Linked DNA regions of Homo sapiens: region 1 is linked to region 2. The links are chromatin loops, found by intact Hi-C in ENCODE. Cell type or tissue: Caco-2. All regions are shown on one strand.

Evidence for each region. A loop is a pair of places that touch in the nucleus more often than their neighbours do. Peaks named below come from ENCODE experiments on the same cell type or tissue, not always from the same donor. Only the 100,000 strongest peaks of a DNase experiment are listed, where the experiment ranks them.
Region 1: a loop joins it to region 2, with 4 times the contacts of the local background. A loop is called at or near these places in 2 of 110 quality-filtered maps.

Annotation. Positions count from the first base shown.
Region 1 is chr13:55,198,159-55,200,658 of GRCh38, reverse strand. No RefSeq gene overlaps it. Among named protein-coding and RNA genes, the nearest start is that of MIR5007, 25 kb to the right of the region's middle. In Caco-2, no CTCF peak of the experiment used is centred here; a DNase peak (open chromatin) is centred at 1,318; H3K27me3 peaks cover 137 bases.
Region 2 is chr13:55,516,475-55,518,974 of GRCh38, reverse strand. No RefSeq gene overlaps it. Among named protein-coding and RNA genes, the nearest start is that of MIR5007, 340 kb to the right of the region's middle. RefSeq lists a silencer at 1,307-1,601. In Caco-2, a CTCF peak has its summit at 1,468 (motif pointing right); a DNase peak (open chromatin) is centred at 1,464.

The DNA of each region.
Region 1 (2,500 bases), 320 kb after region 2:
AAGTTACCAGTGAATGGTCGGGATTTGAATGAAAAATGGAGAGAAGGCAGCCAGGAACTCTCAGAGAGCTTATGGGAAGAGGCTAGGGAGCAAAGAAAGAAAGCAGCAAAAGTCTGGCTGAGACTAACTCCAGAGGAATTCATAGCTCAGTGGAAAGGATACGTGGGAGTACTTCTTGTCTTCCCTCACCCCTCTGACAATCTGATCATTGCTATTGGGGAGTCCCTCCACCCTCATGAGCCAGGTCAACACAAAGGCTGGTGATAAGAGAACTTTCTGGGACCAGAGAACCTGGTGGCCCGCTCAAGCAGGCATGCTACCCCTCCCTCAGACCCAAGTTGAGATGGTAGGCACCACACTGATAGTGCACCTGAGATGCCACTGCCCAGCCTGGAAATCCTCTGCTCTTAAGCCACTGCACCACCAAACCATATACAAACAAACCCCACAACCTGCTCTAACTTTGGCAAGCACAGGGATTGTTAGTTCCCTGGGTAGTTGTGGGACCCCTGGGTATGTAACCCTCAGTGTAGATCACCCCTAAGAAGAAAGGAGTATAGCCCACCAAAGCACCTCTTGGGACAAAGAAAACATGGGTGTGGTGCCAACTGCTAGAGGAGGAACCACAAGTACCCAAGCAAAAACATGGAGAGGGGGTCATCTCTTGCCTCTCTCCCTCCCTTGCACTGTTTTAGCTGCAGCAGCAGTTCTTGCCACTGCATCCCTATGAGCATGCACAGAAAGAAAGCACTTTTTGACTTTTCTGATGGCTTCACCCTCATTGAAAGTGAGCATGCACTGAAAGAAAGTGCTTTTTATGCTTCTCTGGTGGCTCCAAAACCACTAAAGATACTGAAAGAAAGCACTTTAGGGCTTTTCCAGTGGCTCCATCCCTGTTGAAAGTTAGCCCATGGTGGCTACAGCTATTACAAAGGGTGGGGTCCAACTCCTCCTCCCTAAACTGAGCAATAGTATCCTGGCAATGAAGTACAATCCATGGAGCTGCCCGACCCAAACTAGGGAAAGAGGCTGTGTCCCCAAACCTCATCCTACTGGTAGCTGTCAGAGAGGTGAGACCATGGCCCACAGCCATACTCTGGCCGGGAACCAAAAGACAAAGCTTTTATAAATGGAAATGTCATGAACCCTGCAACAGGGGCATGATAGGAAAGTGAATTATGCTCTTCTGGGTCTGGAGGAGGAGCTGATGCACACCCTCATTCCTTCAACTGAGGCTTCAGAATATCACATTCTCTTCCTGTCACCAACTGTTAGGGAGAGTGCATCCACTGGGGCACCAGCTTACTGGCCAGCACTTATGCTCAAGCACCATCTGCTGGACTTCAGCCTGAATTGTACCATCAAACAAAAATACATCCTTACAATGAGAAGCATGTGAAAAAGTCACCTTATGAAACTTTCTGGAACAAAGGAATCAATAGAGAACTTTGACCCCTGAAAGCACCCAGAAACAAGCCAGTCAATCATATACAACATACACCACAGTCAGGCATTTAAGGGAAAAAAGAAAAAAATAATAAAAAGCTTCATTCAAATGACAGGAAATTGTCAGCTTCATTGGAAGTGAAGTCATTAGCACAAGAACTCTGGCAGTACAAAAAGCCAGGGTGTTTAATCTTTTCCAAAGGATCACATTAACTCTTTAGGAATGGGTGCTAACCAAATGGAAATATCTGAAATGAGAGACATAGAACTCAGAATGTGAATGACAAAGAAACTCAATGAGATTCAAGAGAAAGTTGAAATCCAATACAAAGAAGTGAGAAAAACAATCCAGGATATGAAAGATGACATAATCATATTAACAAAGAAACAGACAGAATTTCTGGAATTGAAAATTTCACAATGGGATTTCAAAATATAATTGGAAATGTTAATAATAGACACAACCAAGCAAAAGAAAGAATTTCAGAGCTAAAAGACCAGTCTTTTGAATTAACACCATCAAATAAAAACAAAGAAAAAATAATTTTAGAAAACAAAACCTTTGAGAAATATGGGATTATGTAAAGAGACCAAACTTACGACATTTTGGTATTCCTGAGAAAGAAGAAAAAGTAGACAACTTAGAAAAACGTGTGAGTGTATACTTCAGGAAAATTTATTTGATCTTGCTAGAGAGGTTGACATACAGGACAAGAAATTCAGAGAACTGCTGCAAGATTCTGTACAGGATGATGATTCTCAAGACACAGTAATCAAACTACCCAAGGTCAACACAAAAGAAAAAAAATCTTAAAAGCAGTTAGGAGAAAAGGCCGAATTGCCTATAAAGGGAATCCCATCAGACTAACAGTGGATTTCTCAGCAGAAACCTTACAAGCCAGAAGAGATGGGGAGCCTATGTTTAGCCATTGAAAGAGAAAAAATGCCAGCCAAGAATTTTTTACCCTGCCAAAGTAAGGTTCATAAACGAAGGAGAAATAAAGTCTTTCCCAGACAAGTAAACACTAAGTAAGTGAATTACCACCAAACCAGA
Region 2 (2,500 bases):
GATTCAATGCCATGCCCATCAAGCTACCAATGGCTTTCTTCACAGAATTGGAAAGAACTACTTTAAAGTTCATATGGAACCAAAAAAGAGCCCACATTGCCAAGTCAATCCTAAGCCAAAAGAACAAAGCTGGAGGCATCACGCTACCTAACTTCAAATTATACTACAAGGCTGCAGTAACCAAAACAGCATGGTACTGGTTCCAAAACAGAGATATAGACCAATGGAACAGAACAGAGCCCTCAGAAATACAAAGTATTTTTAATTAAGGTATGTACATGGCTTTTTACACATAATGCTTTTGGATACTTAATGGACTGCATGACTTTTCTATGCACTGGGAAACCAGCAAATATTTGTGACTGACTTCATTGCAATACTGATTTTACCATGGAGGACTGGAACTGAAAACACAATATCTTCAAGGTATGCCTGTACAGAAGAAAGATGAAGTACTCTCATAGCAGCCACTTAAATTGACACAATAGTGTGCACTGGCTTCAAACTTCTAGCTAACTTATTATGGTTTAAGAAGTGATATTGATATTGAAATATTAATAATAATATTGAAATATTAGTAAGTCAGAATCATTGCATATTTATTGTAATTTGGGTAATTATTTAGGTATGATTCCAAATAAATATATTTATAGAAATTATATTGCCTTCCTTAGTACAACCCACTAACTTTATACTTATGTTAGATTTCCTTAGTTATAGATATCTGTTTAAGAATATCAGACTTTTTGTTAAGCTTTTTTGTGCAATTTAGGAAGTGTGACTTCTGTCTGCTTCATGTTCCAACTTCATTTTTTTCTAATAAATTATTCATCAATAAGTATTTGCTAAAAAAAGAAAGAAAAAAGAAATTACTGTATGAAAATGTGGTTAGTTTTAATGTTTTGAAGGCATATGGGCTGATGACATTTTTTTCCCTAACACAAGGGGAAAAGCAGCACACATAATCAATGGGTTTACTTTGTTTTAAATCTGTTGCCTATGTGTAATTTTTGGAGGGAACATAATATATTTATTATAAAATCATCCAGTTACTCTGTTCATACTGCACAAACTTTATGTGCTGCTGCTAACATTACTACAAATCTCTTTCATACAAGCTAAGCCAACATAAATTTTGAAGGAAATTATATATTTTTATTTTAAGTCTATTTTACAGTCTTCAAAATGCAATGAGGTTAAAGTGACATATTTTCGTTGTTAATCTCAGAGTTTTTCTGTTTTATTTAGACTACAGAAACCTTGGAATACAAATTAGTTTTATTGAAAAATATAAAAATTTAGAAAGCATTATGCATAATTCAACTATAGTTCTGATGAAAGCTAAGTAAAAGGAAGTGTACATCATCTTTGGTCAAATCTCAAAGCATTAACTGTTGCTTTAGAAGTATGTAAAGATGGGACACGAAGATGGCAACAATAGACACTGGGGACCAGACACTGGAGACCACTAGAGGGCAGAAGGGGGGAGGGGGCAAGGGTTGAATAACTACTGAATACTATATTTACTACCTGGTGACAGTATCATTTGTATCCTAAACCTCAGCATCACACAAAGTACTCATGTAACAAACCTACACATGTACCCCAAAATCTAAAACAGAAATTGAGATTATATATATATAAACCAGAAATAGCTGTATAACTGGCAATCTGGTTTTTGTTTTTTTTTTTACTCTAGGTTTATTACAACACTTGAAGAGAGGCAAGAAACAAGAAATCATACTGATTTTTTTCATATGTTTAAGATTTTAGTTACCATTATTAGAAATACCTTAGATAACACACTCTGAAAGAGGAGATTTGGTACATCTTGCATGATTCAAATACTGAAACTTTTGGAAACAAGGATTTATAGAGAAACTGTGTGAAGTTACCCTTTAGGTTGGGATATTCAAAATGAAAGGGACCATGTGGGTTAAATCCTGATAACTACTGAGGTAGATACTTTGATTATCTCTCTCATTCTTTTCTACATAGGAAGTTTAGAAAGCTAAAATCATTCTTTTTTTTTTTTTTCCAGAATCTCTTATACCTGACAGAAGTCATGCCAGTTAGAGATACTTGTGCAAGGCTTGGATAACAAAAGTGAAACAGAAACTCCTCCTTGTTTATGGCAGCTGATACACAAATCCCCAAAATGAAAGCATTTACAGCAGCTAGAAGATCTGTTCCTCAGGAGAGTCACGTGTGTGCTGGGTGTGAGGCAGTCTGGACAATGGTTGCAATGGAGCAATAACAAGAGGGGCCCCTGACATCCAGATGGCAAGCCCAGAGATCAGATCTTGAAACATATATTCAGTATTTGCTCCTTTATTTCTGATCCTGTCCTTCAAAATACTTTAAACTTTATTGTATTTAATTCCCTATAGCTTAAAATACAGAGGATGGTTTTTGTTTGTATTAAACCTTTACTGACAAAACCACCATTCTTATCATTGCATTTATAAAGTGCTAGACTGTACTTTCTTTAAGTAGCATT